Regions from separate parts of the Mus musculus genome. Here all the other regions are linked to region 2. Evidence: chromatin loops called from intact Hi-C (ENCODE). Cell type or tissue: heart. All regions are shown on one strand.

The links. Hi-C counts contacts between places; a loop is a spot of excess contacts. Peaks named below come from ENCODE experiments on the same cell type or tissue, not always from the same donor. Only the 100,000 strongest peaks of a DNase experiment are listed, where the experiment ranks them.
Region 1: it touches region 2 in a loop (2.6-fold over the local background); 2 of 42 quality-filtered maps call a loop at or near these places.
Region 3: a loop joins it to region 2, with 5 times the contacts of the local background. A loop is called at or near these places in 8 of 42 quality-filtered maps.

The regions. Positions count from the first base shown.
Region 1 is chr7:13,033,347-13,035,846 of GRCm38, forward strand. Chmp2a (charged multivesicular body protein 2A) reads right to left here and starts at 1,431. Exons shown (of 6, transcript NM_026885.3): 1 at 1,289-1,431; 2 at 483-696. The coding sequence starts at 650. It overlaps Ube2m (ubiquitin-conjugating enzyme E2M), which reads right to left. Exons shown (of 6, transcript NM_145578.3): 5 at 2,496-2,500; 6 at 1,774-2,408. The coding sequence ends at 2,268. In heart, no CTCF peak of the experiment used is centred here; a DNase peak (open chromatin) is centred at 1,425; H3K4me3 peaks cover 2,423 bases; H3K27ac peaks cover 1,846 bases.
Region 2 is chr7:12,833,959-12,836,458 of GRCm38, forward strand. Zfp110 (zinc finger protein 110) reads left to right here and starts at 803. Exons shown (of 8, transcript NM_022981.5): 1 at 803-1,206; 2 at 1,489-1,569; 3 at 2,335-2,461. The coding sequence starts at 1,525. In heart, a CTCF peak has its summit at 980; DNase peaks (open chromatin) are centred at 753 and 1,013; H3K4me3 peaks cover 1,758 bases; H3K27ac peaks cover 1,392 bases.
Region 3 is chr7:12,477,076-12,479,575 of GRCm38, forward strand. Zfp606 (zinc finger protein 606) reads left to right here and starts at 1,230. Exons shown (of 7, transcript NM_026112.4): 1 at 1,230-1,631. In heart, a CTCF peak has its summit at 1,180; DNase peaks (open chromatin) are centred at 1,206 and 1,456; H3K4me3 peaks cover 1,685 bases; H3K27ac peaks cover 1,542 bases.

The DNA of each region.
Region 1 (2,500 bases), 200 kb after region 2:
ACAAAATCCTGGAGTCCCTGGCAGTGAATTAAAAAAAGACGTTCATCCAGGTTGTATCTAGAACCACATACAAATCCATTCAAGGTGCAGCTTCTATTCCCTACCTAAATGTTGCTGGCACAGCCCCAGGAAATAACCACCTCTGAGCAATTGTTCTTGTCCTTACTCCCATCCTTAACTCTTGCCTATTCATCACAGCTCACACTGCAACCTACATTTCTGTGTGTCTGGTCCACCTCTACTCCTTAGCTCTCTTGGTCTCCCAGTTTGCTACTTGACTTGGCAACATTTGGCTGTCGTGATGGCTAGCTTTCTGGAAGCTCACTTGTACTATCTGTGAAGAGGTCCTCCCTGACACCCCAAATTGGGAAATTACTGTTAACCCTTCATGATAGTTTGCTCAAAGCACTGTTTCACTGTTATCCTTAAAACAATGACTGAGACGGCACCTTGCTTCGTGTCCCATATCACTTGACACTTACCATCTGGCCTTGCTTTGCCATCTTTTTGATGTCCGCAATGATTTTCTTTTCCTGGGTTTCTAGTTTCTGTCGTTCCCTGTCCAGTTCTCTCATGGCTCGGTTCAGGGCCCTCTGGTTTTGCCGAAGTAGTTCCTCTGGCGTCTTCCGGCGCCCAAACAACAGGTCCATGGTGGTAAGACTCCACCAGCAGGTCTGGGACAACCGTCAGAACTAGCTGTAGAGTGCAGGGCCCAGGGCAGCAAAAGACAGAAAGGGTCACATAAGTAGATAGGGTGTAGAAACTGGAGGTACGCTTGAGTAGTCAAAAAGGATTAGCCGGTGAGAACTAGTTATACATTTCTGACTCAAGCACACCCACTCTACTCTCTGCTCTGCTTCCACAGACGATGGGGCAAGCCTGTTTCTGACTTAAGGGTGTGGTTCTGAACTGTTCCAGGGACCCAGACCTGAGTAGGCACATCAAGGTGATTGAGTACTGAGGAGGGGGTAGTTGTGAGGCCCCTCGACAAGGGAGGATAGAATGGAGTAGGTTCTGAAATGTGAAGTTGGGCCCTAAGGTGGGGTAATGGGCATGAATGCCAAGGAAACCAGGCTCGCGGGCGTAGGAGTGACGTTCTCAGGCTCAGGACGTGACAGACACTGAACAGGTCTTGGAGATGTTGAGCCTGCGTACCGAGGGCAGGAAGAGGTGAAGACCTCGATGTGGGTAGGGACAGGCGGACCGCGCGGCATCCGATGCCTCGGCCCAAAGCCCCCTCCTACGCTGCCTACCAAACGGGACCTGCGGCTCAGCAGAGACCACTCACCGGAGCCGAGAGAACGATGGGTTTCCGCTTCCGGGTCACGCCTCTACCCCTCCGAAGCCTTGAGACTCCACCAACGACAACCCCTCGGTTCGGTAGCCCCTGCTGCGGCCGCCGTTTCCGGATTAAGCGACCTGACGTCACACGACCCACCCTCTCCGGGAATGCTGGGAAGTGCTAGGACGCACGCGCACAGCCAGCCACAGAAGCGCATGCGCAAAGGGCCACGCACCTCAGCAGAAGGTACAGGTCCCACCCAAGCCAGCCTCACAGGCCCATGGCGGGAGCACAGCTCGACTGGCTATTCATTCTGGAAGGCCCATACTCCACCCACTTTTGGGCAGTTAATAAATGGCATTTTAGCAAGTGCTTGGCTCGAACCAAATTAGGCCCACACATGGCATAAAGGGGCAAGCCTGGAAATGACTTGTAGGCTCCCTTATGTTGGTGTAAGGTCCAGGAGCTGAAATTAGCCGATTCTTCCATTGCTTGCACCTCATCCCAGTGAGTGGTCCCACCCAATCCACGGCCACATTTATCTTCATTATAGACGCTGGTGGACCTCACTTGTACCTCCCACCCCACAGAAGGAAGAGGCAGAGGCCATGCAGTAACATTCCCCTTTAATAGCCTGGTGGGACCTCCAGTGGTGGTGGGGTGGGTTGCTTGGGCCTAGCGACCCAGGCCCATTGCCCACTTACCCCACAGTCAAGAGTGGGGAGTTGGACAGCACCCAGCGGGAGGGGGGGGGCGCTAAACAAGCCAATTCATTTCCCATCGCTGAGCAGGTCGGGGGGGAGGCAGCACCGACCATAATCACGTGGTGGTCAAAAAAAAAATAACTAGGGGCAGGTGACAGGGAAGAGAGGCAAGGCCAAGGCAGGGGCCAAGGCTACCCCACACACCTTACCCGGGCCCCCAATAAATATTTGCAGGGGATGCCTGGGCCGGTAACCCTGGCAGGGATGGGTAATTGCTAACCCTATTTCAGGCAGCGCTCGAAGTAGGTGGACCCGATGTAACCACCTCTCATGGAGCGCTGCACATTTTGTTCAAACAGCCGCCGGTTGTTCTGCAGGACCTCAGCAGCCTCCTTGTTCAGTGGGTCCTCAGGGTTCGGCTCCTGTGGCCGGTACAAGTGGAAGTCAACAGGCAAGAGAGAGGCAGATGGCCAACAAACCCTCAGCTTCAAATGCCTAACCCTACTTACCAAGA
Region 2 (2,500 bases):
TCCTCCCTATACAACCAACTGGTCCAGCCCAGCCCCTAGCCTATCGGGCCCTAACATTAATATACTCTCTGAAAAGTTCTCAGAATTCCAAATATAACACAATCACAAAAAACTATCTGCTACAGACAGAACCACGATTCTGCTAGAGCACAAAACAAATCACGGTCAGCTGCTACAGGCAGTCTGAAGCAGCCCCACATCCCTATACCTGGAATCAAACAAAATATTATTTTATAATATTTGTTTGTTCTTCCAAGAAACCAAAATTCCAGGATTCTCACTACATCCCTTCCTCTGCTGGGGAAAACTAGAGAGGACATTTAGTGTAGCCTACCATATTTTAAGTCCACCAGGTCTCCATACTTCCCACCTAAACGTTATAAGCCCACACCACCCTGCCCAGACCACACAACCCTGCCCACTCTACTAATCTGGACGCAAACGCCTGTCCTCTCATGGAAATTTGAGTACTTTTAATTCCGATGCCTAATGGCTTTCTGTTTCTACAGTTACTCCTTTCTTCCTCTCCCTTTAAGGGTACCGGTGAAACTTCAGTAAGATTGCATCCTTTTCTCCTTCCCCACAGTAAACTCCGTTAAATGACTTTGTCTTCTCTTGCCTCCGACCCACAGACAGCCCCAATCCGGATTCCCTCCCCCTCTACACTAGTAGAGCCGTAGGTTCCATCTGTCCCCTCGTCCCGCCTTCCTTGCTCTGCTACGCGGCGTGCCTCGCTCAGCCGACCTAACACCAGCACTTCCGGCCCACCCCCTTGCCCATGCCTAGCTTCCGTTTTGTCCAAGTTCTTTTGCTCCTGTTAGTGGGTTCGATTCTCTCCTAGCCTCGGTCTCTGTCCACAGAGGTACTGGTGCTCAGCGTCTTAGTATCCTTCTTCAAAAGCTGCATCCTAGTTCTTTAGCAGTCAATAACACACTTTTCGGACTTCGGCTTCGCCCGCCAACAGGACAAACGCCGCCTAACTGCTGCCGCTCGACGTCCGCGGGGGCGTCTGGGAGTTGTAGTCCGGACTCGTGAGCTGGCGCAGTTCGGGACAAGACCGACGGGCGAGCGCCATTGTGTCTTTCCGCAATCGTAGCGCTGCGTGAAAGCCCGTCGGGGGCAGCACCCATCTTCTGTTTTATTTGCAACCTCTGGAACCCAGTGTCGGCTTCGTTTGTGGCGCCACTTCTACGGACCCGGGAGAAGGTGTGTAGTCGTGGGTCCGAACAAATCCTAAGGAAGACATCGCGTTCTAAATAAGGACCACAGTTTAAGAAAACCAACCGCCTTTTGGATTAGATGACATCAGCTGTCCCCTCTCGGTTAGAGGGGAACCTGTCTTGTAGGCTTATGGGAGTCGGGAAGAGGATTCACTGGGCACTTTGCAATTTTGGGGTGGACTGGTCATGTCCTGCTGAGGGGTGGGATATGGGCAGAGGTGGGGGAGCCGCTGGGCACATTCCTTAGTGCCCCCCTCTTCCACTTTAGGTTTCGTCAGCATTCTGCCTACTCCTGGGAGAGAACATGGAGGACAGTATGGCTTCCACGCTTCCAACAACCTGGCCCCATGTGAGTAAAGGCTTCTTTTCAACTTTTGAGTCGGCTCAGGGGTCGGCTAGTGGTGAGACGTTTGTTCTCAAATATCATTGAGTTTCGGGAGGAGTTGGAGGACTGCCCAAGAGGGTGGTTACAATAGAAGAAACAAACAAACCGATTTCTGAACCAGGAACTGGCAAGCCAGATTGAGGCTTTTTAATTAAAAAACAATACTATTACATTTGGGGGGGGGGGGGCATGCACGTGTGTGCCACTGCCTGCTTGTAGAGGACAGAGAGTACCTTTCCGGATCGCTACCCTTCTTCCAACATATGAATCCTGAAGATCAATCAAACTCAGGCTTGGTAGCAGGCACCTTTACCCACTGAGCCATCTCACCAATCCTTTTCAACCTTTATTTTTTCTTTTTTTTTTTTTTTTTTTTTTTTTTTTTTTTAAGCTGAGGGTCTGGTGAAAGAAACTGACAAGTGTAAGAAGATAAGAAGCTCATGTTTAGTTTTCAGCAACTACTTTAAGGAAGTGACAATTCAAAAACAAGAAAAGAGGTATAGATGGGAACCAACAGTCCTATCCCCTGATTAGTGAGAAATGAACAGGTTTTCATAGACCACAGTCTCACGTGTCCCCTGATTAGTGTCAGACCGATTTGCTCAAGGATTCAGACAAAGGAACATGAGATAAGTAAAATGTAGCTGGGTCATCTTGCTCAGCCTTCCTATTTTTCTGTCACTGTAGAAGAGGAAAACCCTGGACTGAACTGCATCTTGTGCCTTTCAGGAGTCTGTGAAGTTTGAAGATGTATCTCTGACGTTTACCGAGGAAGAGTGGGCACAGCTGGACTTCCAACAGAAGTGCCTGTACAGGGAGATCATGATGGAGAACTACAGCAACATGATTTCAGTGGGTAAGGCAGCCTCCACTTTAATAAAGAGCTGTTTGGGTG
Region 3 (2,500 bases), 360 kb before region 2:
TCCTCAAACCACCTTAATGCACCACCCCCTGATGCTGCCTCTGTACCCTGAAGCTCATCTCATTTCACTCCTACTCCTAGACTCCAATCTCCTCTAACAGGAAAAGGCCAATTTGGCTTTGAGGCCTTAACACTTGCTGTTCTCTATGCTTAAAGATGTCTTCCTCATACAGTCACTAGGTGGTTTCTTTTCTTTCAGATCTGAACACAATATCACTTTTGGATACCAGCCACCTCTGAGTGCCTCTCCCCAAAATCTCAATCCAAACACCCTGTTTTGTTTTCTTTATACTAATACTACCTAAAGATCTTTGACTTTGTTATTTTAAGTCTGTGCAGAAAATCTCTCTGTTCTTGTAACTGTATGGAAGAAAGAAATTTGCAGTTTCTTAGGGTTTAGTAATGATACATGTATTTGCTCAAGAAATACTAGCAAAGAAGTGTCTCAAACTGCAAGTTACTATGCCTTTTGCAACTGACGTTTCTTAAGACCAAGAGACAAAAGGAAAGGGGAAAAGTTAGTTCAAAGCTATCACTTTACATTTTCAGGGACTGATAATAAAGAACCTTTATTGTCTTTTAAAGATGGTAAATTTTATGAAATTCAATCACTTAATGCCAGTTTCAAAAAATTCAGTATGTCAGTATAAAACAGGATATGAATTTACGTTCCAAAATAAGACTTGATGGCTCTGTTCAAGTTTGAACTCTCATGTCATATTTGATCTAAAGGCATCAGGAAACAAAAATGAAGATAAAGATTATGGTTTGTATATTTTTGTCACCTCCAAAACTCATGCATTGAAATTTAATCTCCAACAATCATATGCAAGGGGCCAGTCAGAATTATGTTCTTCGTCTAAAAATAAAATAAAGGTATAATAACAACCACGTTCTCAATTTTGTCAAGGTTGAGGGAAGTGCTTCCTAGAGATCACTCACCCTCATCAAGCTCCGACTTTAAAGTAGCTACCTTGCTTGAGCTGCAATTTTACTGAGACTCAAACTGAGGTCCTGGCCTACCAAACTATCCTGCTGTCATCACCTGGGGAGTGATGGCAAATGAGAGAACCACCGCCCTTCTAGGCCTCGGAAACAAGCGGAACCTAAGAGTCTGGGTGCTTCAAGAGCGGTACTTGGGAAGAATAGGCTCTGAAAATGGCCTTGGCCGACTTCCGGTAGCAGCGAGAAGCGCGTCTCTTTGAAACTACAACTCCCAATAGTCCTCGCGGTGTGTCCTGGTCGACTCTGGGGGGTGCGGCCGCCATTGTCCGCGGCCAAAGTAAGGCCTTATTCCGGACCGAAGGGCTACCGATGTCGTTGTCACGGAGAGCCTGGCAGGTCGTTGGAACGGCCACGGAGAAGCGGCGCCTGCGGCCAGGGCTGGCTCAGTGCCGGGGTGCAACGGGTGCCTTCTCTTCTCTCGCCGACTCGGTGCCCCCATTGCCCTCGACCCTCCAGGTCCCGGGTCTGGGTGCGCTGTTTCTACAGACTGGGAAAGGCCGGCCCTAGTGGGCCGAGTCGGCCAGGCCTGGGACGTTGTCTCGGTGCAGGACAGAAGCCAGACGCTCGGTGCAGCAGCCCCGAGCCAGCTCAGCCGCAGTGCAATCAGGGCCAGTGGCCGCGAGCCAGGTAAGGCGGGAAGCTTGCTGAAACCAGCGCCTGGAGCGACCTGGTTGCGGAGGCCCTGAAGGAGAGCCAGGCTCTTAACCGGTCCCTTCCAAGCAAAGATCTGTAAAGGGCGTCAAACCTGACTTGGGAAAGGCTCAGGTTCTTTTAAATTTGAAGTGACAAGAGGGTGTGTGTGTGCTGTCCCGTTAGGGTGTGCGTGCATGGTTCTTGCAACTTGCTTGCCTTGAGTTATGGGGGGGGGGGGGGGGGGTGTAGGATTCTTACAACTTGCTTGCCTTGAGCTTTGTTTGACTCAAATCCTAGGGTATCTGAGTCTCTCTCTGTAAGTGTGCCAGTGCTTAGTACCAAACTCAGTACCAAGCGGTTGCGGACCTCACACAAAGACCCGGAATCCATGCATTTGTGGGGTCTGACTCTAGACTTTTTTTTTTTTTTTTTTTTTTTTTTTTGTCTCTGACGCGACTACGGGAGGGGAGAGGGGATCGATGGGCTTGAGTCTGGAAGATCTTGCAGGTGGTGATGGCTGTTGTTTGGCTTTAACCTTTGCAGACGATCACACTTTATCCCAAAGTGTGTCTGTGTCAGTGATAACTATGTGGTTAGTATTAGGTATCTTCTTCAGTGGCTCTCTATCTTGGCTTTGAGACAGGGTCTCTTTCTGAACCAGGAAGCTTCTAATTCCACTCTATTGACTTGTCAGAAATTCCCAGGGATTCTCCTGTCTGCCTCCCCATTGCTGGTATTACTTGTGCTCCACTTACTGCACAATGTGTGTGTGTGTGTTTGTGTGTGTGTGCGCGCGCGGTTTTTTTGTTTGTTTGTTTTTATCATGCTTCTTAGGGGTCTTGTTAACTTTGTGGATGTGTTCT